7 separate regions of the Mus musculus genome follow, and all the other regions are linked to region 6. A link is a loop called in an ENCODE intact Hi-C map of the cell type or tissue named here. Cell type or tissue: heart. All regions are shown on one strand. Region 1 has its middle 120 kb from the start of Gm46483. Region 2 overlaps Gm34199 (a long non-coding RNA gene). Region 3 overlaps Klf12 (Kruppel-like factor 12). Region 4 has its middle 61 kb from the start of Klf12. Region 5 overlaps Klf12 (Kruppel-like factor 12). Region 6 holds the start of Gm41231 (a long non-coding RNA gene). Region 7 has its middle 37 kb from the start of Klf12.

What was found. Hi-C counts contacts between places; a loop is a spot of excess contacts. Peaks named below come from ENCODE experiments on the same cell type or tissue, not always from the same donor. Only the 100,000 strongest peaks of a DNase experiment are listed, where the experiment ranks them.
Region 1: it touches region 6 in a loop (2.0-fold over the local background); 2 of 42 quality-filtered maps call a loop at or near these places.
Region 2: it touches region 6 in a loop (2.9-fold over the local background); 12 of 42 quality-filtered maps call a loop at or near these places.
Region 3: a loop joins it to region 6, with 2.6 times the contacts of the local background. A loop is called at or near these places in 12 of 42 quality-filtered maps.
Region 4: it touches region 6 in a loop (6-fold over the local background); 13 of 42 quality-filtered maps call a loop at or near these places.
Region 5: it touches region 6 in a loop (2.8-fold over the local background); 8 of 42 quality-filtered maps call a loop at or near these places.
Region 7: a loop joins it to region 6, with 2.6 times the contacts of the local background. A loop is called at or near these places in 5 of 42 quality-filtered maps.

What each region holds. Positions count from the first base shown.
Region 1 is chr14:100,612,839-100,616,838 of GRCm38, forward strand. No RefSeq gene overlaps it. Among named protein-coding and RNA genes, the nearest start is that of Gm46483, 120 kb to the right of the region's middle. In heart, no CTCF peak of the experiment used is centred here; no DNase peak of the experiment used is centred here.
Region 2 is chr14:100,455,962-100,459,961 of GRCm38, forward strand. Gm34199 (a long non-coding RNA gene) reads left to right here. Exons shown (of 6, transcript XR_003951137.1): 4 at 1-46; 5 at 1,226-1,421. Among named protein-coding and RNA genes, the nearest start is that of Gm26367, 39 kb to the left of the region's middle. In heart, a CTCF peak has its summit at 2,392 (motif pointing left); no DNase peak of the experiment used is centred here.
Region 3 is chr14:99,930,308-99,934,307 of GRCm38, forward strand. The region is part of intron 5 of Klf12 (Kruppel-like factor 12); the gene reads right to left. Among named protein-coding and RNA genes, the nearest start is that of Gm22970, 160 kb to the left of the region's middle. In heart, a CTCF peak has its summit at 1,769 (motif pointing right); no DNase peak of the experiment used is centred here.
Region 4 is chr14:100,209,013-100,213,012 of GRCm38, forward strand. It overlaps a transcript of Klf12 not described here. Among named protein-coding and RNA genes, the nearest start is that of Klf12, 61 kb to the left of the region's middle. In heart, no CTCF peak of the experiment used is centred here; a DNase peak (open chromatin) is centred at 2,229; H3K4me3 peaks cover 388 bases; H3K27ac peaks cover 1,074 bases.
Region 5 is chr14:100,007,912-100,011,911 of GRCm38, forward strand. All of the region lies in intron 3 of Klf12 (Kruppel-like factor 12), which reads right to left. Among named protein-coding and RNA genes, the nearest start is that of Klf12, 140 kb to the right of the region's middle. In heart, a CTCF peak has its summit at 2,034 (motif pointing right); no DNase peak of the experiment used is centred here.
Region 6 is chr14:100,283,229-100,287,228 of GRCm38, forward strand. It overlaps Gm41231 (a long non-coding RNA gene), which reads left to right and starts at 2,495. Exons shown (of 4, transcript XR_003951003.1): 1 at 2,495-2,558; 2 at 2,645-3,203. It also overlaps a transcript of Klf12 not described here. In heart, a CTCF peak has its summit at 1,967; DNase peaks (open chromatin) are centred at 433, 1,363, 1,753 and 2,683; H3K4me3 peaks cover 4,000 bases; H3K27ac peaks cover 3,667 bases.
Region 7 is chr14:100,185,087-100,189,086 of GRCm38, forward strand. It overlaps a transcript of Klf12 not described here. Among named protein-coding and RNA genes, the nearest start is that of Klf12, 37 kb to the left of the region's middle. In heart, no CTCF peak of the experiment used is centred here; no DNase peak of the experiment used is centred here.

The DNA of each region.
Region 1 (4,000 bases), 330 kb after region 6:
GCACAGGTATAAATCTACACACTTGCACATGGCATGCATTGAACACACACACACACACACACACACACACACACACACACACACACACAAAGAGACTTAACATTTAAATCATTTACCAATACTAACAGCTTCCTAAAATCCCCATTGAGCTATAACTGGTTGGGAAGAGTCTCTGCCCTTTTCATTTCCTCTAGAGGGTATGTAGTACGCTCTCCATTAAAGGGAATATGATGCACATTAGTGACTCTTTTGTAATAGTAAGTGGTTGCAGGATATTAATTATTACAGTTGCATGTGCATAGTTTACTCTCACAGAGCTACTGAGCTCAAGAGGGCAGATTCATGATGCATTGATCCTTCTGTGAACATATTCTTGGAGAGCAAAATTTTAAACTTGCCTGTTCACTTATCATCTGTAACAGTGAAACTATGAGAAAAGCAACCTATCCATGCCTCAGTTTCCCCACGTGTAAAACAGAACTATAAGTCACAGGATTCCTAGGGAGGGGACTTGATTGATTGAATAGCTTGATGTGTCTGGCACACACACAGTGGGTCTGCGGAACTTCAGTAGCTGTGCTGTAACTAAATCATCAACAGTTAAAGTGCATATCCACTGAGTGCTCTGACCAAGTGCTGAATTTGGAACTTTCTGTGGACACATGTTAAATAACCTGGAGAGTGGTGTCTCACACATAGAGACAGTAGAGCTCTCTACACTTTATCTACTAGATTCTCCCAGCAACTCGTAGGAATGAGGCCAGACAGGAATTATTTATTACTGTACTCGTTTTATAGATGTAGAAACCGACCTAGGTTAACTGACCCCATAGCTCTTCAGGAACTAAGTAATTGGTTTATTTGAACTACATCCTAAAGAAAAATGAGAGTTGATAAAATCACCTGCTTTGTGTTTATTTGGCAGAACTTCTTAGACTGACTTTGAAAAGCTTCTTGAGTTGGCTGTATCTGCTTCTAGTCATTTACAGTCCCCTGGTCCCCAGGATGTAATCTCTTTTTCCTTTCTTGTCCAATTAAATAAATTCTTATAAATAATAAAACTCAGCTCCCCCAGTTCCCAGTTTAGGAATCACTGGCTTATAGCAATCTCACTCCACACCTTTTAGTGTCTCATTTCGTGACTCTGTGCTGCCTCAGTTTCCTTGTCTGTGAGACAATTGTAGCAGTGATGATAGTTTCTGTTTTGGGCACCTGAGTATTAACGGAGCTAATATAAAGCACATAGAAGAGTACTTGACACAAAGTGAGCAATGATGAACTTGAGGCCAGCGCCACAGGGCTTCATGGTTCTCATTCAGACCACCGTTCTACCTGGTCTCCTTTTGGAGTCTTTTCTCTATGTAGGTGCAAGTTACTGATTGCCTACAGCTTCGGGCAAAGAGAAGGCCGAAGCGGAGTGGAGTGGTGGGGCTGACCTCCACCTGGAGCCATGCAGCTCATTACTGAATGATCTGAATTTAAACCGTATTTTTCTTCCTTTATCTTTTCCATTCACATATTAAATGGGTTGCAGAAATATATTTTTATAGCATTTCCTATGTTTTCCTACAAAACTATGCATGGGCGTATGTGTGCAAAGTTAAAACTATTCCATGATCAAGCTGAATTATCCTTAGGGATAAAGAGTTATGAGCACTGAAAACTCCCAGCTATGAGGATGACAACATAGCTCTGCCTTCACAAGGCTAAGGAGGGAAGAGAAAGGGAAAAGGAACACACTGAGCCACCATGTCGCTCCACTTTCCCTCATGAAAGTGTCCTCGTTCATATTCTGCACCACACTACAGTTTAAGAATCTTACAGAAATTTTAGACTTTAGCCTGACCAGTGGTGAAAGCTTAGACATTATTGTTCCATTCTGTTTTCTCCAAGATGAGTGCCTCTCTTCATAGCAATATACTATGCTGACAAGTCAGTTAGTATTTTTCTATATTGAAGGAATTGTCAAGAGGAAACAACAATTTCTGAGTCACCACAAAATTATTTATGTTTTATTCTACAAAATAGTCTCATGCATGGGAATGTTGTTATCTACAGGGATTTCTCAGAACTGGTTTGGCTAGCACCAAGAATGGCTTGTCCCATCTCCCCATCTCTTAAGACACCATCCTGAGTTTTTATCCTTTATTAGACTAGTAAACTTAGTTGTGATCTGTCTACCACAGGAAGAGTATCTGAAATAATCAATAGGAAGATAAGCTACAAAAAAATGTTCTTTTTGTTGGTAGGACTTATTCAACCTACTGTAGGTAAGAGGACATGCATAGCAACAAGAACACTGAACAAAACACATGTTTTAGGTAGGATAAAAGATCAAGAGTTTTCATTTATATCACTTAATCTATGTACTAAAAGCCTAAAATTGGCAGCTTTATTAGCTTCACTGTAGTCCTGAGTTTTCCTTAGCTCCTTTGGATATGTGACAATTGATAGAAGTTATTATCCATTCTAATTCTGAAGTTATACTCTGACTCTAAATGGAAAACTATGCTCAAATATCAAGATTGTTAAATTGATATGTGTGGTAGATTTTTAATTAAACGTTGTGAATAATGGTGAGGTCTGGGATTTATTAAAAAATATTAAAATTGCCAAGGTAACAGGAGTTTAATAACAGCAGGAATTCAGTAGTCATGAGAAACTTACTGATGAGGGCAAGTTCTGAGAGAACTATGTCATTAGGAAATTTTCTCTTGTGCCAATAACTTTGTGAAATTGCACAAAATAGAATAACTGCAATACAGTGGGCCATTGAGTCCCATGAGATGGTCCTGTATATGACCCATTTCTGTGAGTTACATGTCAGCATTTAACTGTTGTTCCAGATGCTCTGACATACAGTGTACATGGACACAAGACAAGGGTGAAGAGTTTTATTTAAATGTAAAATTTATAGAGGAAACAGCACCAAGGACATAGGGTTTGGGGCATGCTGCACACATATGTCCTTGAGCAAGGAAGTGTGTGTGTGTGTGTGTGTGTGTGTGTGTGTGTGTGTGTGTGTGTATTTGGGTATGTATGTTGGTGCACATACACCTGTTCAACACAATGGAAGCCCAAGGGCAACTTCAGTATCATAGCTCACTCAGCAGCCGTCTTTTCTTCTTTTCATTTCTTGTCGTCATTCTTTTCCTCCTTTCTTTATAAGCTAAGCTCTCTTTCCCATTCCTGGTCTGATTCTCCATTGCTTAGGAGTCTAACCAACTCCTTAAGTTCTTTTGACTACATTAGGCAAACTGAGTCATTGTTGCTTCACGTTTTCTCTAAGACAAGTCTCTGTGCACAGAGATATGTCACGCTGGTTAGTCAGCTAACGCTTTTTTAGGTTTGACGGAATGATAGGAAAGAAAAGATTTTGAGTCACTACAAAATAATTTATGCTTTATTTAAAAAAAAAACCCAGTCCTACATACTTCTGAATGACTAAGTATCCAAGGCTGGCCAGACAATGAGACCCAAAGAAGTGCCTGTCTTGCCCACATAGTGCTGGGATTACAAGCATGTGCCTCCACACTAGGCTTCCCCACAACCACAGGGAGATTCAACTTGGGTCCCCATGCTTGCAAGATAAGTTCTTTACCAATTGAGCCATAACCTCAGCTCTTCAGGAGAGATTTTCACAGTAAGGGCTTGATGTGAGAACAGGATGTTGTCAAGTACCTACTACATTTAAACAGAGATAGTGTTGTCCCGTCAAAGTACTGCTCATAGATACAGAAAGCTATGGAGTTTCTAACTTGAAGTTATACATTTGAGAATTTCTTTTAAATAGAGCACCCATCCCTGTCAATCTACAGACTATAAATTTAGTATTTTAATAACCACAATAAAATGCTCAGGGCTAAACAAAGAATTCTCAATTGAAGAATACTGAAGGGCTGAGAAGCACTTGAAAAATGTTCAACATCCTTAATCATCAGGGAAATGCAAATCAAAACAACCCTGAGATTCCACCTCACACCAGTCAGAATGGCTAGGA
Region 2 (4,000 bases), 170 kb after region 6:
AAGACTGTAGAAGATAGCAGCTTTGAGGATGAGGGTGATTCTTGAGGTAGGAGCATCATTGGAGGAAGTACAGAAAAGGGGTTTCTGCACAGCTCCCCTGTTCTCAGATCTCAAATGTACTTGGAAGCCCTTAGAGTATAACTAGAATATGTCATAGACTTATGATGATATTGTGATTTAGTCAACATCCCCTATTCCATTTGACAGTAGAAATATATTTATTTTCACTCATTGAATACGGTCTTTTGGGTAGGTCTGTGCTTTCTGAAATGAGAGTCAATAAATTCCAAGGGCACAACCATGAGATTAGAGGGTTATGCACATTTCTCTCGACTCACATAATTTCTCTCTATATGGCAAAGTACAAGGAGTTCCATATAATTCATGGGGCTCACGGTTTTTCTTGTGGGAATGTAAAATTTACTTGAACCACTTACTTTTTAAGAGATGAAATGGATATAGTTAGACCTACCTGGTGTGTTTTTTGTCTTTGTTTTTATTTTTATTTTTTTTACTCTGTGGAAAGTTGGCTTCCTGTTAATTGCATGCACGGTCTCAAAGCTCTTTACAGAATCTTTCATAAGTGATATTAATAGTAATGGTAGATTTTTTATTAATAATGCATAATAACAATAGCTCTCATTAAAACAACATCAGTTAAGTGATTAGAGAAATGGTTGGAGTTGTGGTTAGAGAATGGGCCTGCAGACATCAGTCCTGCTGAAGTCATTTATTTTTTCCTTATCAAATAGAGACAACTATAATGAGCGATTAAAAGCTTAATAAAATTCTGCCCTAATTGCATAACTGCAGACTGGGGGTTTTGTTTGTGGGAATGTCCTTGGTGGTATCTTATGATGAGGTTTCCCCAGGAGAAAGAACAGAAAACAAAGCATCCTTTGCAAGTGCTCTTAAGTGAGTCATGGTTTTCTCATTGCTTCCTGTACTACAGTTACCATCAGGAGTGGAAAGGAGCAGGTGTCTGGCTTTCAGTCCCAGCTTTGTTATACACTTCCAGCTGACCATATAACAATGGCTTTGACGCTTGGCTTCTTAACCGTTGTCAGTCAAGGATTCCATTGACTTAGTAGATAATTTCACTAACCAGTGTTCTACCAGGTGCCCTCTGAGCGCACCCTGCACCCTGGCCATTTCCACCTTTGTCCAGAGGCTCTCATTTCCTGGGTTTTTACTCTGCCTCTCTTCTGCTTCTGCATCTTCACAGGCACAGGAAGGCCACCTATGGCCATACAAGCTTAGAATCCTGCCACTCCAACTACTTCTCTGCCAGCTCTTTCTACTCGCCCCCAGACAACCAAGGATAAGCAAGATGAATGAGCTCATCTTAAGAAGCTGAATGCTGGGGAAGCCAGGCCAGCTCTTGATGCTTCCTTTCCGGTTCCTTTCCACGCTATATACAAGTATGTCCTAAAGTAGGAATGAAGCAATGTCTTCAGTATGGATGTTAAACCTCTACAATGATCAATGCAAGGTAGAGGGCCACTATGTGCAACAATGTAAGAAAAGTCTGGTAGAAAGTCTACTGAAGTCATGATGAAAATGGTAAACACTGGACTCTCAGGAAGACAAAGCAAAGTTGAGAGCAGTAAAAGTATTCAGGGAGTCTTCTGAAGATCTAAACCTTAACTCTTAGGGAAGAAAGTGTGTGTGTGTGTGTGTGTGTGTGTGTGTGTGTGTATGTGTGTGTGTGTGTGTTTGAGTGTGTGTGTGTGTGAGATAGAGAGAGAGAGAGAGAGAGAAAAGTGTGTATGTGTGTAATATTTATAACTTATATGTATATGTGTTATATATGTTTATACATATAGTCACATTTTCTAGATGTATAACTTAGAAAGTTAATAATATCAACACAGTTTTCTAAAAAGTGAAATTCAGACTTCATATAGCTTTGTCAAAAAAAAGAAGTATTAAGCAATGATAAAATATGAGCTGACTTAATTTATACTGAGGCTCTCAGGAAATTTGTAGTTTCTGAGTGCGATCTTAACCCCGACAAAGTCAGCATCTATGTGTTTAGGCAGGAGGCTGACCTAGTCTGGAAGCATCAGAATAAATAATACCTCATTGTATTTGCTTTGGCTTGCCATGAGTATTTCCCCACTCCTGGACTCCATGAACTTTGCTGAGTTTTCTATTCCTGACTTCTGGTATTTGGAATGGAGACTCATAAATGGAGATAAGAGCCTTGAAATTATGGTCCAGAATCTCTTCCTCTGCAGGCAAGCTTTAGCTTTCATTTCTAATTTCCCTTAGAAGGAGAACACACATATTGTCTCTCAAAATTATTTGAAAGGAAGCTTCATTAATCACTACGTGGCCACTTCTTAGCCTTAGTCCCAAAGGTCTGGTAAGCTTTAAATCCCTAGTGACACCTGCTGGGCAGACCTCTGCTCCTGCTGCACCCTTCCCTCAACCTGCCTCTTCCACACAAAACTGCTGGCCAGGAGGTGGGGGGCCCATTGCTGCCTCCTCAGTGTCCAGCCAGTCTGCTCTCATGCAGGTGACCCTCGCCCGTGTAGCCTATTCTCACGGTTCCTGAGTTCCTCTGCCTAGGCCCCAGGAATCAAACAAGAAGCTACCAAAGCAAGGCATGGAAAAGAGTGCTGGGGTGAGAAGGGAGGGAGAAGGAGAGGGAGAGGGAGAAAGGGAAAGGAGGCAGAGACACTGACAGAGAAATGGAAAGACAGAGAGAGACAGAGAAAATTTCAACATTCGGCAACCCCCCCCCCCCCCCAGCCCTAAGTTACTAAACTGCTTCTTTGTCTGTAAACTCTGGGGTGAACGATGCCATTCAGCCGTATGTTTTGTTCAAGCACAAACCAAATTATGCTATACTTGCGTATATCTGAACATATTGGTTTATCTTACATAGAGTTTAATTGATGCAAACTTGAACTTCAGTGTGTTAGATTTTCAGGGAAAACACCATCCTGCAATTCAGAGCGTTATGTTTTTCTTTGAACAAAGAGGAAAAAAAAAAAAGGAAAAAGGCAATTAAAACCCTGCTTTCTTTACTTCATCCACACTCTCCAACCACTACAGAAATCCTGTTTAACCTCTTGGAGTGTGACCTCTTCTGTCCTTTCCTGTCCAATGGCAAAATTTCCCTCTGAGCCAACATCTGCATCCTTGGACAGATGTACTTGTGTGCAAAGTCCATGTTAGCTGATCAAGCGTGGCTTTGTTTGCACTTATTCATTGCTCACCCAGCACTGTGTAAGTGGTTTTGCATATTAACTAAGTGCACAGTAACCTTTCTTTACCTCCTTAGAGCTCCACCCCCTCCCACCCGCCGGGGGAAATCAACACTGTTACTCGCCTAGGAAGCTGCCAAGAGGTTGTCATGGCAACCGTTCAGCTTTCAGCAGCTACTTTTCTGGTTTGAAGGGGAGGGGAGAGGAGAGGGGAAAAAAAGCACCATCCACCCAACACACTGAGGAGAACTAGGCAGTTTTCTGATCAGAGTTCAGATAAAGAAAGTCACAGTAATTTGTGGCCACTGACTAAAATAACCCCGGGGATGGGAGAGTTACCACATAAGAAGCAAACTAAAAAGGTAAGCGCAAGAAAAAGGCAGTAATTAAGTTATTCGGTGGTGGTCACAATATGAAGTATTTCGGATTTTGTCAGCCCATGTCATCTAAGATGTTATCTCATGAGTCTTTTTTTTTTCATCCCGAGCCAAACAAAGATGATTTTTTTTATGGGATTCCAAACGTCAGGGAGGCAGCGCAGGAGGGTAAGCCAGCCCCAGAGGGGGATGCTCACATCTGAAAGTCATTTCCCCAAAACTTCATTTAACCCAGGAACAATGCGGCTCTCAGGCACCAGGAGCTGGAACCAGGTGCAGTGCCAGGTCAAAAGGCAGCCTCCGGAGCTCCTCTCAGTGGGGGTGGCTGGCTAGGTGTGCCCAGAAATGGTCTGATTTCAAAGGAAGGTCTGGGTAGGGCTAGACAGGAAAGGGGCAGAGTCAAGAAAT
Region 3 (4,000 bases), 350 kb before region 6:
ACCCCGGATCCAGTGGAGAAAGGATGGTCTCCAAAGGCAGGTGGAGGCGAGGAGTGCAGTTAGAACATCTCGAGATAGTATGTGGCTCGTGGAAATGAGGAACAAAGAGAAATGTGGCAAAGTTTGTATTGTTAAAGCATTATAAAGAAGGTTTACTTAAGAGAAAAAAAAATGAAAAAGACAATGCCGCAGAGCCATGTTTTACCGACTTGCCTCATAAGGCTTATGAAGTCCTCTCCTACAAAGTCCCCTTCGTTCAGCATCGGATTATCCCTATAAATTAAATAGGCAAGAGCAGGAAGGACTCAATGTTGTCTCTGCATCTCTTAATTAGGGAGCGACAGAGCAGGTGTTGCGCGTGAGCTTCAGAACTACACGTCTGTTTCACACACACACACACACACACACACACACACACACACACACACACACACTTCAAAGGTTTTGTCCAGCACAGTAGTTACAAACAGGCAAGAAACAGAGACGATGGTTTGACGTTTAGAGATGGTTAACAGGAGGCAACCCCTCCCTGCTCCCCAGATCTGAGCTCTTCTGCTCTTCTTGAAGTATGCTTCAAGAGATGGGAAATGGTCACCAAAAAATGGAAAGAAAAAAAAAAATCACCATAGTTAGAAGAAAGATGTGCTGATCCTGAGTTTGATTTGTTCTGCAAACTTGGACAAATCTTTCAAAACTTCCTGAGCTTCCCACTAACAAGGCGAAAGTACCGAAACGGATATAGTGGCTTTAGTGATCAGTGTGGCCGGAGCCTGCTGTGGCATGTTCCGCTACTGAATGTGGCTGAAATTTAGGGTCCAGGAAGATGAGAAAGTTCACAGGAAGGAAAATGGGCAAGTGCTTGTGCATGATGCGCAGGGCCTCAAACATCTGGGAAAGGACTCGTGTGCAATGGTAAGGGCTCTGTGCATGATGCGCAGGGCTTCAAACATCTGGGAAAGGACTCGTGTGCAATGGTAAGGACTCTGGACTTCCAAATTCTTGCCAAAACAGCTAAGCTAGGAACCCAGGAGTAATTCCACTGGCCTTTGGCAGTGATCACTAGGCATGGTGAAAGACCCTCTATTGAGGGATGCCAGTGAGGAGCTTAAAGGAGTGCATCCAGCTAGGGATGGTGAGGGCATGCGGAAGGAGGAGGAGGCAAGAAACATGTAGCTCCGGGGTCAATCCAGGCATCTGGTATGCTCTTGGATGCAATTGCATCTTTCTCCAAAATGCTAGGATTATAGGCAGTTACCAGGTTTTTACATGATTCAGGTGAGGCTCAGGGTCCTCTCCTCTTGCCCGTCTTCCCAGGACTCCAACCACATAGCTTGCCCCTGCCTCCTGCCCTGTTTTAGGAAAAAAGTAAAATTGCACGAGCCACACAATTTGATGAGAAGTGGGGCATCCCTAGTGGAAATTTTAGGATAACATTGGAAAAAAGGTAGCCCAGAGTATGGAAAAGACATTACCCACTAGCTTGCAAATGGCTCACAAATGTGCTGTGGAGGACGAAGACTTTCAGAGAGTTAGAACTAACTGCAGGAACAGAAAGAAATAAGGCTGAAGAGAACAAAAATGAAACACACAAAAACAAAAACCCCGAGCCACTACAATCTTATTGAGCATTCAAGGCCCAGTTTTAATGGAGGCTAGAAGGCCAAATGAGTCCATTCCTGTTTAGAGGTGGAGATGATGTCCCTAGATTGCATTTTGGTTTTAGGATTGTATGACATCAACCATTTACAGCTCTCAGCGACACCCACTTCCACCTCTAGGTGGCAGCAACTCTCTTCTGTTCTGAACATGGTTTCCTCCGGCCTTTGTTTCTGTTCTCCATGGTAATTCCATACTTCCTTGTCTTTCACAAATAAATACCATGCAGGTTGGGGAAGATTACTGTAAATTACTTCCACCGAAGGACATCAGTCCACTCTTAAGTTAAGCTACAGGGCTTTGTAAACTTCACAAAATAATTCAGGTCTAAAAGTGAAAAATAACAGGAGTGAGTTTGCTTGTCTCTTGCATTCCCACATAAAGTAGTATTTTTCTTTACAGATGTTTAAGGAAATGATTAGAGGAATGGGCAAAACCTATGGAAATAAAGGGATTTTGCAAGAATATTAACATCACCCTATGGGTGAATAAAGTCATGGCTTTTTTTTTTTTTTCAGACTGTTAAGTAGATATTCTGATATATAAATGTTCTCCGTATTTTTGTAGCTCAGGAGAGCAGTTCCAGTGTCCACACAGTGACAAGGACACAGAGCACTGCTCTTCTGGGCAAACTGAAGCAAATTCTGCATCACTCCCTACAAGTTCCCTTTTCATCCAGCTGTGGCACAAACCCTTTCTAGAACATATATGTACTGATTGTATTGAACCACACCTTAAACCTCCCTATAGGCTCAGGATTCTACATTGTTTCGGAGACACCTGAAGCAAACTGTAGCCTCGTCAGGGTCTGTGATGAGTACTAGGCACGCCAACGAATCACCAGGGCGGTAGGAAGGAACCTTTTATAACGAAGACCAAATGGGATGGTTACTAAAGACCTAGGCTTATAAAGCGTTTTCCTTCAGGATGCCCCAGTGAGGAGTAGGATTTCCTAAGCACCTTGCTAAAACTGCAACAGTTTGGGCCTGACATTCTTCGATTGACGTGAGACAAATACAGTGATGCAGGAGTTCAAAGGCAGATGTACAACAGAACGCAAGCTTCTGGCCACACACTCTGGGCATCTCCCAGGAAGCTCTGCTGTCCTCTGCCCATTTTTAGTATCAACACAACGTGTGTTTTCCATATAGACAGGTTATTTTTGATTATGTGATTCAATGTCCGATGAGGATAGAGGGATGCGGTGGTTAGAATGAAACGTTGGGCACTCCGTGGGAAAGGCTCTGTGTGTTTTCTGCCTTAGCATCCTTGGGTTCTGGCTATTGAATAACAGGGTAGCACTCGAGAAAGTCACTTTCTCTAGCTACTGTTAAAAGTACATCTTGGTATCATCAGAAAGATGAGAAACTACAGCCTCCCAGGGAAATCATTCAAGGTTCCTAACTCTGACAGTTTCTTTCCCCCTTTGAACAGAAGAGAAAACTGAAGGTGGCCAGCCTGCGACGAGTGCTCTCCACGGCTTTGCCACTAAAGCCTCCTTGTCTTTCAGGAAACCACAACTCCGTTTCTTCCCTCTTCCTCTCCTTCTGAAATAGCCTTAGTCCTGTCAACACCCAGGCCCTTCCTCCTTAGCCCAGGGCTAGATACAGCCCAGTCTGAAGTCCATCATAAGGACCTGTCTTCCCTTACGCTGAGTGTGAGGGCCAGTGTTGGGCTGGGCTCCTCTGGGTCAGAGCTGCCTGCTAAGTCCTTCCGCTGCACCTGGCCTGTTGCTCTGAGTCAGGGGTTCTGCTTCTGCTTTATCTTCTTTTACACCCTATCCGCTTCTAGAGTCCCCATGTTCCTTGGTTTATGGCAGTCTGAGTCACTTAGTTGCCTTTACTTCTAACTGGAGACTCCCATCTGATAAAGGGCGCTTATTTAGGTGAATGGAAACTTAGAGACAACGGCTTCCCCCGAATATCCCGTGCATTCCAGCAGAATGGGCAGAGGATTCCAGCAGAATGGATAGAGAATTCTAGGAGAATGGACAAAGGATTCCAGGAGAATGGATAGAGGATTCCACAGAATGGATAGAGGATTCCAGGAGAATGGGCAGTGGGTTCCAGCAGAATGGATAGAGAATTCTAGGAGAATGGACAAAGGATTCCAGGAGAATGGATAGAGGATTCCAGGAGAATGGGCAGTGGATTCCAGCAGAGCAGGCAGCTAATTAGCTGTGAATATATATAGTGAGGACCAACGATACTGTGTTGTTGTAGATATTTTGATAAATACATCATCTATTGCCCTTTTTCAGATAGTAAAAGATACATATTATTAGGATGTTTTGCTATGCCAAGACATGTAATAGTTAGTTTTAGGTAAATAATCAAGAAACTTT
Region 4 (4,000 bases), 74 kb before region 6:
CAGACCTCTTCCTGCCAAACCTCTCAAGGGTGCTTTGGGTGAGTGATGTCATGATGTACATCCTACAAACCAGGGGGCTGAGCATCTTGTCCCATTCACACAGCAACGAGAGTGGAGAGGGGTTCCATGATAGACTCATGGTTCTAGATCCTGGTTTTTAATGACTTCAGCAAGAACCAGGATTTACAGGAACCTTATAAACACCAGGAAAAGAGGATGTCATTAAGCTTTTTCCAATTTTCCCCAACAAAGTGACCAGCCAGTTACTAAACAGTCTTCAATAGAATTCATTGAATCAAATTCCCATGATGTTTGGACTCTGGGTAAGAAGATGAGCAGATGCCCTGGGCTCTCAGTTTCTTCGTCTGTAATTGTCAACGCCCCATGTGCTACCTTGGAATCAGTCATATAATGCATTACTGCAGAAACTGAGAATACCCCCCAAACCCTAGCCATTTCTTTCTGTCCAGAACCAATTGGTGACCAATTGAGTAAATGTTTTGGGGCTAGTTCAAAGGAAGCTGTAAAGATTACACTATAGTGAATCTACTGTGCTGTACATCTGTACTGTATCTACCAGGCTGGTTCAAAGGAAGCCAAATAAAGATTACAATACTGTGAATGTACCTTACTGTACATCAGCACCACAGCTACCAAGACCACATGCCCATTCACACCTTGACTTTGTATTACAGCGTTAAGATGGTGATCACTTAAAAAAAAAGAAGAAAGAAAGAAATGGAAAGGTCCTGTCTTTCTAAGTATAGATTTTAATCAGCAAAAATGAAGACTATACAATCTTTCATAGGAAATAAACTGTACTTAATTTGAGGGGTTGGTTTTGAGTTGTCAGGTCCTAGGGCTCGCTACTCAGAACGAAAGTGCCTTCGGAATCACCACAGTTGTCTGAGATGATGGCCGTCCTGTTTCCAACACAAAAGGTAGCTTCTTATCCCTGGATTCATTGCAGAATCAGGGCAGAGCCCCGGCAGCTGAGTGTACTGCTGCTGAAGGACAGACAGCATGCTGCATTCTTTATTCTAGGAAGTGTCTCCTGGGAGGGCACCCCCTGCCTCTACAACAGAAACACTTCCCTCGGCGGGTGGGCGGGGCTGGAAAGGAGTTAACGTCTTACACTCAGAACCCAATCTCATTATCTCTAAATTTATCTCTGTTTGGTTGACGTTTCTGGACATTTTTTTTCTGAGTCTCTAAAGGGATGAAGAAGCTGTGCCTACAGTTTTAGATCTTGTCACCAGCGGTTAAAACAGCACCCGGCAGAGAAATCTGTAATCCATCAAATATTTATTTACATTTTTTTTCTTAAAGATTGGTAATGACAAAGCCCACAGGCAGAGCTCATAGAAAATTAAAATACATTTCAAGTTACCAATTTTTTTTGAAAAATAAGAGATATTTTTAATAAGGATTTAAAAGCAAGTTTCTGATATTTCTTCCTACTAATGGTTTCTTGTGAAGTGATTCACTGTCCATCATGATAGTCAATTTGGTGTATGTGTGTGTGTGTCTATGTGTAGCATATATGATATGTGTGTGCATGTGTGTGTGTGTTTTTTTTTTTTTAAATTTGCTCATTGTCTCCTACACTGTTGGGTCAGCAAAGTACAGCCCTTGAACTTCTGACCTTTTGTGGTTCAAAAGACAGTAAGACAAAGAAAAGGAAAAACTCAAAATGTTTTATTCTAAGGGCATGGTTCCTTTGGCAGTGTGCTGCCCTGGCATGGACAAGGTTTGATGACCAGTACTGTGAAAACTAAGCGTGGTGCTTTGTGGTTGCAATCCTTGCACTTGCGAGACAGAAGCAGGAGCATTAGAAGGCAAAGGACATTTTTCAGCTATATAGTAAGGTCAGGCCAGCGTAGGACACCAGAGATCCTGCCTCAACTTGTAACAATTTGTCTTCTGCTTCGAACTATCATGTAAACATGTAAACTATACATGTTTACAGCCCATGTATCTTATCAAGGTGGACAGGACCAGTCCCAATGGGGAAGAAGCTAGAGGTCTCCTTTAAGGGCTGCGTATAGATCCAGTCTACCCTCTTCCAGCCTGGGCCATTACACAAGCCCTCCAGTTTCTCAGTGGTGCCAGAGGCACTAGGTGTGAAACAGGGATGCTGTCAGTCAGCAGGGAAATTTTCTGCCTCTGAAAATGTCTCTGCGCTTCCTCTGTACAGCACCTCCAGCTGCCTCTGCGCACCCGCCGTGTCAGGATTAAAATAGCTCAGCCTTGATGACTTCACTAGTTCTCACAAACGGGCCAGTTGGCAGAAGGCAAGCACTGCCTGCTCCTGTGGGGAGGGTTTCTTCTTTTTTATTTGTTCCTTTCCTTCTACCCCCTAATATGAATACTTGGTTTCATTTTGACTCTGAAAGACATTTCCTTTCTGAGGTTCAATTCAGCACGGAACTTCATGCAGATTTCTCCAAATGCCTTTAAAAGGCTCAAGCTAAAAAGAGGTCACTGGAAGCCAACACTGACTGTATTATAATTTCTGAGGTGAAACTTCAAGGACATTAAAACTACTGGGTAAGCTAACCTTACATAACCCAATAGTGTTTCGTGTATTAAGGAGCAAATACCTCCCCCCAAATCTCAGTGATACTTGATGATCAGCCACAATTTTGAACATCTCATTTCGTGTGTTTATTCTGGCTACAAGTGAAGATGCCAACACAGAGCACCAAGGTAAAACACGACCAGTACTAACCACAGTGAGATGAGAGAGCGCTGTGGAAGATGATTTTCCCTCATCAGAGCTAGCTCAGAGAAACTGTGAAATTCAAGAGAAAATGGACATAAAGCATTCATGCCACAAAACAGTATATTTCTCAACCAAATACCCAAATCTTATGTGAGCGTTTTGAGTTTTCCCTTGGAGTTTTTCACTTCCTCCTATAATTTACCATGCATTAGGAAGATGCTTTTTCTTCTATGAAAAAGAAGGTTTTTCTTCTGTTCCAGAATCATAACTCAGTGCTGCACTTTGAGTCCAAGAGCGCATTTAGATTAACTGCTCCAGTGCCCGATGGACATGAGATTTATACTCAGAAAAGACTCCCATATGACTCTGGGGATACGGAGCTAATGAAATAATGTGGCTCACTGGCTAAAGACGGCTGCGCTGAAAGGTACAACCACTGCCCCTAAGAGTGGAAGAAAGGCACTGACCCTGTCCTCCAGCCCACCCACCTCCATCCCTCTCCACTCTTCTGGGTGCCTTAGCATCTACAGTGGTATCCTCTTAAAACCACTCCCCCCCCCCCCCGACCTATACATCGCAGAGAACTTTCCAGTGAACAGGAAAGCATCTACATGATAGAAAAAATTTTAAAATGTCCTACAATGGTGTGTTCATTGCACAAGCACCTGCTGACTATCTCATGTGCAGCAAAAATGATGATGGCTGTCTCCAAGGGCAAAATAGATATGAAAATGGTCTTTAAGAGCTGCAAAGAGATGGCCCCGTCAGTAAAGTACAGCCTGTGTTTAATGGCAAGAACTCATATATTAAAAAAAATCCCAGGCATAGATCCTCAACACTGGAAGGAGGAGAGGGGCTTACTGGCCAGTCAGCCAAGCCTACTCAGTGAGCCACAGGCCAATAAGAGAACCTGTCTCAAGAAATAAGAGAAATGGCTCCTATTGTCACCTGAGGTTCACCTCTGGCCTTCACATACACATATGTGCATATACAAGTGCACCCAGGTACAAAGAAATTCACTCAGTCCTCTCTTTAGATAAATATTGTACAGCTACATGGATTTAACACTGTGACAGATACCATCATAGTATGTGTGTAAGCCCAAGGCAGGTCTTCTTCTCTGTCCTCTACATTTCATTTACAAAAGCTCTCTCCCTGAGCCTAGAGCTAGCCATCTGGCTACACCACTGTCCGTCAAGCTCTGGAGACTTGTGTCCTTGCCATCTTAGGGTTACAAATGCAGTCCACCACACCCATCTCTTTCTGCTGATGCCG
Region 5 (4,000 bases), 280 kb before region 6:
TAAACACAGAAAGGTTCAAGACAATTCCCACAAAGCGGTCTAAGATTTGAGCTTTCTTTTGCTTAATACACCTTTAAGGCCAGGGAGCTGAAACGGGAAACCAAATCTTCCTTTTATGGCTGCAACAAATGAGCCAGCCACGGTAAATACATCATTGATTCTTTCTCACAAAGAGATACTTAAATGCAGGGTGCAAGTAAGAGGACCATTTTCCCTTCGACTTAAGGTTTGTTAAAGTAAATTTATGTTTTCAGCATGCACTGCAAACATGGAAAAACGGATTGTACCTTCATCAGTCTTTAAATCAAAACAGCTTGCTATCTGGTAACGACAGGCGTAGCGGTCGATTTATTTCATAAAACTTTATGTACAAAGAGACAGTGTCTATGAACTTAATGGAGAGAATATTGAGTCTGGAAGGGTAATTTTTATTACAGTTTATAGTGGGATTATCCATACTCCACAGTTTCCAGATTTTACGGTTGCACAGTGTTGATGAGGTTAGCCGCAGTGCAGGGTCAAGGGGTGGCGGGGAGGCACACATAATTTCTTATACTGGGAAATACGACTAGCATAACTATTTAATATATTATATAAGACACATTGCTGATTCTAATTAATTATCCAGGTCCAATCAAAGTCCTCTTTATCATATGTTCACAGGTAAAATATTTTACAATATATTACAAAAGCATAAGAAAGGACTGACTATAATGACCATACAGCACAGTGTTTTCATTATGACCCTTTGAGAACCTCAAGAATGCTTCTCGCTCACAGGAGTTCAACTCCAGAAACCATTAACATCCACGCTGTGTCAATTGTCTAAAATGTAATTCAAATACTATTTCTGAAGAGTAAGCACTGTGAGATTAAGGAAACTCAAGGACAGTGCAGAAACAATATATACTCAGGAACCCAGAGACTCCAGATGGTTCACTGGAATAAGTAGTACTAGACCCGAGGAAGGAGGGTAGGCATGGATTCTGACAATACTCAGATAAGGCCGGGAGAAACCCAGAGAAGGAGTTATGGAAAGAGAAATACGGTTGAGGAGGCTTTTCAAGTTGGTTGGTACCTCCACAGAAAGGGAGTCACTGAATGCATTCAATAATGGAAAGTCTTTTTGATTTTTGTTTTGTTTTGTTTTGTTTTGTTTTGTTTTGTTTTGTTTTGTTTTGTTTTGTTTCCTGAGCTTATCAAACTTACAGCCTATCTCCCCAAAGACACGACTATTTATTTTTATTTTATTCTCTCTATGATGACGATTTCTTTGCTCGGGGGTGTGAAACTTGCTAATAGCATACAAGTTGGTACACATGTGCTTTGACTTAGTGAAAAAAAAATTAAGCCATCCCTTTAAAATGTGAAGCGATGAAACAAAGGACATTTTAATTTTACTAAGAAGAGTAAAGATAACAATGTATAGGACAGAAAAATGGGGGAAACATGCAGAAGGCACGTCTTTTCCTTTTGAACCAAATTAAATAATGCCTTTCACATACTAGAACTCTTAAACATAATATATACATAGAAGACATATCATATATAATGTATATAAAATATATATTTAGCATTAAGTTTGAGTTCTCTAAATAGCCATCTATTTTTAAATCTCTGCCCCCCCCCCCCTTTCTCCTCGAGACAGGGTTTCTCTGTGTAGCCCTGGCTGTCCTGGAACTCACTTTGTAGACCAGGCTGGCCTTGAACTCAGAAATCCCCCTGCCTCTGCCTGCCAAGTGCTGGGATTAAAGGCGTGCGCCACCACTGCCCCACTTGTCTTTTTGTTTGTTTGTTTTTTAATTTAGTGAGGGCGTGGTTCAGATAGGGTCTCATGTATCTCATGAACTTTGACTCCTCCCTCCACTTCCCTAAGTTCCATTTCTAGAATTATAGGTGAACACCATCAAGCTAAGATTTTCTCAGAAGAGATTCACTGCACCTTGTTTTGACTCCGAGCTGGCAAAACCATGGACCATCCTAGGAAAAGGGTCTGATACGCAGTAGCCTTCAATCTCCCTGTGTACGATTTGTACTATTCCACCACTAGGTGGCAGCACAAAGACTCCAGTCCTCAAGGTAAATCTCAACTCCTTAAGACTTCTGGGACAAAAGATTTGGTGAGATATGCAACAGAAAGAAAACTCGAGCCTTGGGGAGGAATAGTGTGGGAGCCAGGCATGATGGGCCAGGCCTGCAGTCTCAGTTCTCAGAATGTGGAAGCAGGAGGTTCAGGAGTTCAGGGCCTGCCTCTGCTTCATAAGTGTACATGTATATGTATGTGTATATATGTGTATATGTATATATATATGTATATATATATATATATATATATATATATAAAATTCATGAAGAATATTATATACACACACATATATATAAAACACACACACATATACATTGTACACATATTTATATAACTGTGTGTATATATATATATACACACACTTTATATATAACATGTTATATATTATATAATATTTATTATATTATATATTATATGTTATATATTATATGATATGTGTTATATATTATATGATATGTGTTATATATATGTATATATATACTAGTGTGTATGTATGTATGTATATATTATACATACACATATACACACACTCACTCTGAGGCCAGCCTATGCTACATGAGACCCTGTCCCATGTAGTAGAAATTGTTAAAAATCCCCACACACACACTTTTTAAGTTTTGACAATTACTAGGAGTCACCCCTCATCTACTCTTCTAACTGCCAGCCTGACTACCTCTCCAGTGCTGTACCCCAGATACTTGCTGTTTCTCCTGGCCATGTGCTCATCGTTTTTCTCCCCTCGTTTTGTAACTAAAGAAGTAGCCGAAGCCACATGTAATGGCCTTCTTGCCCAGGCAGAGCAGGCAGACAAGAAGGGAAATCAAAGGCTTCAGGCAGGGGGATGATCCTTGAGGAATTTGGACTGTGTTTGATCAGAGTCATCACCTCTGCAGCAAAAGCAAAACGTGACCCCCGTGCTATGTACTGCTTGCACTAAAGACTGAACGGAACTCTAAAGAAAAGTTAAGTTGCTGGTACACTTGAACTTTTAGAAGATGGTTTAAGCATTTCTGTATTTTAATCGAGCTCTTGTTTTAAGATATCTAAAAGAGAAATTTTAAATGCAGAAATTAGTACATTTAAAATAGTAGTTAATTCTTCCTATGTCCCTTCTAAATTCTTTTTCTTTAAATTTTTTTATTTTATTGTAACACACACACACACACACACACACACATTTAATTTGCTTGGGTTTCTTAAGAATTAGATATTCTGTCCTTCTGATTCTATTGACAAAGAACATTCATAAATTATTGTATATCATTTATAATGTACAGTGTTGTATGACTTTGTTCAGTAGAAAAGCCCAAAATACCATGGGTAGACCCATACTTTGGCTACAGATCCAGAACATTCACAGGTGGAATGTCCCCATAGTCAGATTCTTAATGAAACATATTTAAGAAACATTTTGTTTAGAAAAACACCATCCTTTAAAATATTAAAAGAAAAATTAAATAAAAAGCTGATTGCTTTTTAGGGTGGATTCTGGAACGCTATCTTTGTCTCCTTGGGAGTATCAGAAGAAGAAACAATCCTCATCACACTTTTTCAGATATAAACATTGTATTTTCTTTAAAGAAAACAAAATATTAAGGGATAGTAACTTTGAAAGGAAGGGCACTGTGTCTCTGACCAGAAATGGCTAGCATGGTCTGCGATGTCTTCATTTTCTTTAAAGGAAGTTTTGCAGGTTTGGGATCGAGAGGACCATGAGGAGGGAAAGAGGAGAAAGAAGCTACCATGGAATAAAAGAGGAACATGCAGGAGCGGATAAAGGAGAACACATGATGGGTCAGCTGAGCCATAAAAATGTGGCCCTGAGGGCTGCTCACTCAGAGTGAAGAGCAACCCAGGTGGAACATAAAATAAGTAATAATTTGGGATTATTGATATGCTATACATTCTATCAGC
Region 6 (4,000 bases):
TGGGAAGCTACAGGACATCTAACAAAGGAATTGATACTTTTTCCAAGTATTTGCCTCAAATGCACCAAGAAACAAAACTGTTGAGTGCACCCCACCCTTTTCGCCAAAGATAAAAGTTTGCAAAGTTCTGAGAGGCAGTTCTCTACCCAACAAAAGCAGAATTGATTCTCCCCGGCAGAAGAGCATCTAAGAAGAACACTGACTAACGTCGAGGTCAAGTGCTAGCCCTCTTAGCTGAGCGTCTAAGGCTAGAAGTGGCTCCTAGGCCAGCTCCGCGGGCTTCTCGGCCCAGGTGGCCTTACAAAGTTGTCCCTTGTCAACTCCAGCCAGGTCCTTCGTAATTGAAAATAACAGCCACAGGCCAGCCCCTGGCTACTCCCATGGACCAGGCACAGTAGCGAGTGACAGTTCCACATCATTACGACCAGAGACAATAATAAATGTAGCGCCAGGACTACTATTCATGCCAGCAATCTTATCTCCTCCTTAACCCCTTCCCCTCCACTCTCAAGAGCTCATACACTGCCCGCACGGCTCGGCCCCTGTGTGGCTATTCATTCAGCCCATCCATTCCGAGGGACCAACTACTTCCACGACAACCCCCCCCCCCGCACCCCCTCCCTGATTCAGCCCTGAGGATTTATTTCTCATCCTTGGCAACTGTCAGGCAAACACTGCAACCAACAATTCCAGTCGGGGGAGCAAAGCATTTGCTTAATTCACGTTACTTGCTAAGTTCTTTTAAAAATGTTTAGGGAGTGGGACAAGTAACCTCCCTCTTTCTTCTCCGCGAATCCGACCGCCGCTCCAGGCTCGGCAATAGCATCGCCCTTCCCCGACCCCCTCCCGCTTCCCAACACCCCCCCCCCTTAAGAACACAGACCAACCAAAATGATTTAACTTGAGCAGATGACAGAGGAAAATAAAACATGTTAAGAGAATACGATCTGATTTGGGATGGCAAAAAAAAGGAGGGGGTTGTTTATTTTGATTAAAAAAAAAAAAAAAAAAAAGGAATCGGCACAGACCTGAACAGAAGCTGCAGAGCAGGAGAAATTGTTTTCTTTCCCTCACACAAGAGTCCCCCTCTCTCTCGCCCTTTCTCTCTCACACGCGCGCGCGCACACTCGCGCACACACTCACACACACACACACACACACACACACACACACACTCACACGGCGTCACCCGCGCACACTCACACGCACACGCACAAGCAGAGCCTCTCAGCTGCTCTCTGCAGTTCTCAGGAAATGAATGGGGGGCAACCCAGGGAACTGTTGTACTTGCAAATGACTTACCCGGATCACATGATGCGCTAAATGTAGGGTGGGCCGGTGGGTGGAGGCTGCCGAGACGCGAGCCCGGGTCTAACGTGGGGAGCCACGCCAGGCCCGCATCGAATTACCCCGGGGCCCAGCCGAGGGGGTTGCAAGAAGCTGCTTCTCCTCCCTTTGCAGCCCGCAGCTCAGGAAATCGGAGAGGAGCGGGGGGTGGGGCGGGGCGGGGTGAGGTTGGGGTGTGTGTGGGGTGGGGAGGGTGGGGGGTTGAAAACAGCAAACCCCCAAACAAAAGAGCTCCGGGTCCTCCTCCCCAGAAACAAAGCCCCGCCGCTGCGGGCGAGCCCCGGGGTGGGGCCGAGGGCGGGGGCGGCGGCGGGGAGGGGCTCGCTCAGCAGGCGCTAAGTCGCTTTATTGCCATAAAATGGGGCCCCGAGCCGCTCTGCCGGAGGATTAGGAGGCGGGCTCTGAGTGTGATGGTTGAAATCCCCTGTGGGAAACTAACCCCTCCCCGATCACAGAGGTAGAACGCAACACCCACTGCCCAACCCTCTTCTAGCCAGCCTGGCCAGCGGCAGGGGGTGGGTCCGTGGAGCCGCCACCCCGCCCCACCGGCCCCACCCCTGCCCCCGCCCCTGGCCCTGGGCCTTCTCCGCTCCACCCTGTCACCTGCACCACCTCTCTGCGGCACCCTAAATAACCAGTACATGGCCCCTGCCGCTCCAATAGCCGCAGCCTGGGGGGAATTCTAGGGGTCTCGGAGAGAGTAACCTCCGGATGACAACTCTCATTGGAGAGACTCTTGTTGAGCTGGCACCAAGTCCCCCTCTTTTGTGTCACCACGCGCCTAGGCAGCCTTGGAGAGAGAATTAGGAGACAAATAAAGAGGCCAGCCCGCGTGGCCCTTGCCCACTCCCCACAGCAACCAGGGTGGGTGGAGGCGAGCGAGGAAGGGGCCCGCGCCCAAGCTCTCCCTGCGGCTCAACCCCGGCTAAGTTGGAAAGGTGTGGGCGGAGCCGTTGGAGTCCGAGGGGTCCGTCCCGGGCGCCTGGCGGCTTGGGCAACAATGGGGTCCCGACGGGGGCTGCTCCGCGGGTGACGGGGGCAGAGAGACTCTACTAGAGATGAGGGGGAATCATTATTTAGGTTCGAGTGCGTTGCACGTTGCAAGAGAAGCCAGGGCGCCCCACTCGCTGAGATTCACCTTGGCGGGATGAATGGGGGCGAGGTTCGGGCGTGTGCCTCGCTCGGCTACCGGGGCACGCCGGGGCGCCTAAGCAAGCTGGCCATTTAGGAAAGCAGTGAAAGAGGACAGGAGGCTCCAGCTGAGCTGGGACCCCAGCCAGGGCGGCGGGGACATGAGTAGGGACAGATCGGTGCTCCGTCCTCGGAGGGGAGCCCGGTGCTGGACGCCATCCCTGCAGCCCCGCCTGCGCGCACGGAGCAGTGGATTCGCGGGATTCTGGGCGGGGAGAGGGAGGAGGCGGCTCGGCTGTTCCCTCCGCGGCTGAGAGGACTCCGGGTCAAGCCTCCCGGGAGGGTCGGAGGGGGCGGGCAGTGGAGGAAGCGGAAAGGGCCCGGCGGGGTGCAGGGTTAGGGCTTACCCCGGGCAGTCCTGGAGGGTCGGGGCACTATGGGTACCACTTTCTTGAAACGGAGGTGAGCTCCTGGGGCCTGACAACCCCTACCCGGTGCCTCCTAGCCCGCCCTGCGTGGGAAACCGGCCTGAAGGTGGGAGGCTCAAAGGGGAAGTTTGTGTTAGAGAAAAATTTGCAGTTCTGCGGAGTGGAATGGGGTGGGAAGAGAAACCGTGGGGAGGCCGAGAAACAGGAAATGAGAGCTAAGGAGCAAATTGGAGCCAGGAAAAGCCAGCTTCTACATCTGTGTGGCAGCGTGGCATTTGCTGAGCACTTAAGGCCCAGGTGCGCTGTTAATGAAAACAAAGGCGGGGCACCGGCTGGCCCAGCTCTGCCCTTGCCACGTTTTGTGAAGGAGGCGAATGGGAAAGGTGGTCCAGCCAGAAGAGGACTGGCGCGGCCCTGTCCTAGTCAGGACAGGATGAATCAGCGGCCGGCCGGAGTCCTCTTCTCAGAGAAACAGGATTGAGAGAGACAGTGTGTCCCTGTGTTAAGGTTTCGAAGAAGAACAAATGAGATAAGTGTGAAAGTGTCTGAAATGTGTGCGGCACGCTCTTCCAGAGAAGTAGCTCTAAATGAGAAAGCAGTGGGAGCAGGGAGGTATGAGACTCGGGTCCCCAGGAAGGAAATGGGACCTAGAGGCTAGAAGGTTCATTCACTGCTAGAATGAGGGTCAAGGGTGTCTCTGTTCCAAGAATTGGCAGCCGCGAAACTCCACCTGGTCTGATCTTGGAAAGAAGCCCCTCTCCGCTCCCGTGCATCCGGACAGAAAGAACGCTGCAAACTCAAGCTTGCAATATTGCAGAGTATCAGCAAATGTTCAAAAAATCCTCTACTGGAATCACTAAAATTTTCCCGCAGGTGGGGCTAGGATAGGCAGGGTTGGGAGGAGGCTCTGAGGAAATTATGTCATCCCGGCAGTTCTTGTGCTAACAGCTTTCTCAGAGATCTTGAGTGCCGGAGTAGATCATCAATATATAGAGAATACTTCAATGCGCGGGAAAACAAAATGCCTCCTCCCTATAGCAACAGCCATGGGCGTGTTAGGCAAGCGATGACGTTCGAAACTGATCTACAAGAAT
Region 7 (4,000 bases), 98 kb before region 6:
TGTGTGCACGCACCTAGAAAACAGCGAACAACTTGTGAGTCTCACCTTCCATTATATGACCTCCAGGAGTCCGTCTCGGGTCCTAAGGTGGTAGGTAATGAAAATAAATCAACATTTCCTTTTATGATTAAGAACGTTTCATGTGCTAGAGCTGTGGTTCTCAACCTCCCTCATGTTGTGACTCATCAATATAGTTCCTCGTGCTGTAGTGACCCCCAACCATAAATTTTTTTTGCTACTTCATAACTGTAATTTTTACACTGTTAATGAATCCTAATGTAAATATCAGATATGCAAGATGTCTGATATGCAACCCCTGTGAAATGGCCTTCAACCCCCCCCAAAGGGGTTGCAACCCACAGGTTGAGAACCACTGTGCTAGGGAGAGGGTCCAGGGAGGAAAGCGTTGGCCCCTCAGCTTGGAGACCTGATTTTGGAGTCCCACCATTCTCATAAAAAGCCAGACAGGGCAGTGTGCCTGCCTGTAATCCGAGCACTAGGGACACAGAGATCCCTAAATTCCCACCAAGCCAGTGGGTATCCTCTATCAGGGCACTCCAGAGAATGAGATTACTTTTCTCAAAAGATAAGGAGACTGGTGAAATGGCACAGGGGGCAAAGGCATTGGCAACAACGCCTGATGACCAGAGTTCCATCCCTGGAACTTATGTGGTACTAGTAAGTTGTTTAAATGAAACACACAGAGAGAGAGAGAGAGAGAGACAGACAGACAGACAGACAGACAGACAGACACAGACACACAGACACACAAATAAATAATGATTATAAAATATTCTTAAAATTAAACTATACAGTGGAGATCAATTGGGGACAATATCCCCCTCCCCCCCATCAATCTCTGCCCTCTGCTGACATGCACACACAAGCGCAAGCACACAAGCACAAATACACTTTCATACACGTACACATAGTATGTATGTTTCATTCCTTAAATCGTCAATAGGCACTAAGGAGAAACTTTCAGTAAACCAATATATTCATGCCATATAGAAGAAGATCTTCATCATGTATAGAAGAATTGATCTGGAAAGTTTTCAATATAAGTGGTTCCTCGTGGATGTTCTCTCTGTAATCTGAACTCAGCTTAACTCCTACTGCTCCAGCCCAGCACACAACACTTGTGGCATTGATGTAGCCACCTGCTCCCTCTCTGCTCCTACGTGCCAGAGCACAGAGTATAGGAGGACAGTGTTCTCCATCCCAAAATACTACCTATGTCAGAGCTCACTGAGCTCAGCTTCTTGCTTCTCTCTCCAAATGCTCACCCAGTTATACAGGTGTTCAGTCCGTGTACAACCCCAGCATTGTCACTGACTCACTGAGACTTACACATCATCTACGCTTTCCAATCATTCACTGTGACTGCGACCAGATCATACGCTGCGAGGCTCTGCTCTCGAATCAGGCTACTTATCACTGTCTCCTACACCTCCTTGTTCTGGCAACACACAAAATTAAGTACATTCTTGATGGCTGCTTAATAAAAATAAAATATAATTACAATAATTTCTTTGACTTTTCCAAAAGTACTTAGTTTTAGACAATGAGTTCAATGTTGAGTTGTTTTTATTCTATGAAATCACCATTTACATGATTTCATATCATCCTCAGTGGCTGACTTCCTCTAGCTACAAGGTTCCTCATGAAAAATAGTAATATTCACTGTCACATCATAAGTTGTTTCTCCAGTGTATGGTTTATAATTTTCCATCAAAGGTAACATTTTGTTAAAAGTGTGCTTTATTTTTAACATATCAACTACATCCATTTCCTCCACAGCTCTGATTTCTGGATCTGGAGTCAACTCTTGAAACTCCTTGTCTATTGAAGATTTATAAAACAGCTTAGTCTTACCACAGTAACCTATGCACACAATGCTGACTCAGTGGCTGGGCTTTGTGATGCTGGAAACGGAATCCTAGCTACAGTGCATGCTGAGAAGCAGTCTACCCCTGAGCTCTATCCCAACCTAGATGTGGTTTTCTAGAGCATAATGTCACCAACAGGTGTTCAGTAGCTTAAGAGCGAAGCTATCTCTAGCTTGACAAACTGTGACAACTAGGTAGAGCAGTGGAAATAAGACAATATAGAAGCAGCTTTAGGTTCCCAGTGTAGAACAGCCTAAAAGGACTCATTATGGAATCCACTGTGACAATCACTCTTTCATCACTTAATTCTTCTCATAACGCGTATACTTTGTTTGAGTTTCTGGGCTTCTTTATCCTACAGCTTAATTCCCATTTGCATTTGAACACTCCCTCAGAAAAGGCATCCTGCCTGGTCCCTGTGTTGATACTCCTTGTATTCTCTCCCTTCTTCAACAGCAAATGTCAGTTAAAAGTGATGCACACAGATACTCTCTGGTTTGTGATAGAATTCTAGCCTGACACAATGTCAAGTAGATAATATTGGACATACAAAACTTGCATACTTAAGCCCGTTCCCTTCACAGTGTGGTAACTGCCGGGAAGCTGAGAGCCACTACCACCTTTCAGCATCATAAGAACACACAGCATTATATATGGCTGGGCCAGGAAAAGACCAAATTCCAAGTCTGCTTTCTACTGTGTCCTCTCCACACAATTATAGAGTTGAAAAATTCTGAGTCCCACTTAAGCTGAGAATACGTGCATACTGTGTGCTACTGGGATTAATCTGACACTTAGTGAGCAGGAGCATCCTTACAAATCCCCACTGAGAAAGGCATCATCAAAGAGTTGCTCAATAAATATGTTAGGTGGGAAGCAAGGGGTGGGAGGTGGCTCGAGGTACAGTATTGTTGTTCTTTGATCTGATTTGTTTTCTAAGAACAGTCTACATTCAGCTAAATGAAAGCTGAAAAGTTCTGTGCAAGCAAGCGATCTGTGCTGAGTTTTGGAAAAGCTACACGTTCATTCCCAATGTGATGAATGGAGAATGTATTTGTCACCCTAAACAATTTGCTACACTCTTTTTGTATTGTTCCTCTGAAAACCTGGGTTGAGTCCAAGCTCACCACCATACGTAAGTCCAGTTCCAGGGTGCCCAGTCCTCTCTTGTAGCATCCTCAGGTAGCAGGCATGCACATGGTACATAGCATGTAGGCAAAAGAGTCATGCACATGGGCGTTTGTTTTAACTTGTGTTTGTGTGCACACAAGAGATTCCTGCATGTACTATGGTGCTCCTGTAAAGGTTAGAGAATAACTTGCAGTGCTCTGTTCTCACCAGTGGGTCCCGGGGACTGAACTCAAGTCACCAGACATAGTGGTGAGCACCTTTACCACCTACATCATTTAAACCATTTCAGCAGCCTAGGCACATTATTCTCTCCTCCTCCTCCTCCTCCTCCTCCTCCTCCTCCTCCTCCTCCTCCTCCTCCTCCTCCTCCTCCTCCTCCTCCTCTTCCTCCTCCTCTTCTTCCTCCTCCTTCTCTTCTTCCTCCTCCTTCTCTTCTTCCTCCTCTTCCTCCTCCTCCTCCTCCTCTTCCTCCTCCTCTTCCTCCTCCTCCTCATCTTCCTCCTCCTCCTCCTCCTCCTCCTCTTCCTTCATAGTATACATATGAAAAATGAAGGGAAAGCCCCTTTGTTGGCCTAAAGCTTACCATGTAGGCTACTCTTGCCAAATCTCGGGGATCCTCCTGTCTCTACCTTCCCAGCGGTGGGTTTCCCCAGTGCACGCCACCACACCCAGCCAAGGCCAGGCAGGCACTTTGTCAAGAGAGACATCTTCCCAACCTCCATTTTACATTTTGGGAAATGCCTAAGACTCGAACACCTTTACAGATGCTTTTAAGGTTTCAAAATGTCTACAAAAGAAATGTTAACATTCTAAATTTAAACTTCTGAGTCTGGCAATCAAAGAAAAAAAGATTCCAGCCCATACAGAGTTCTGCAATTTGAAAGTGTTTTTAACAATTTTTACAAAAAACAAACAAACAAACAAAACAAAACAAAACAACCTTATATCGTGTCTCCAATGTCAACAGGAGGAACTCAACT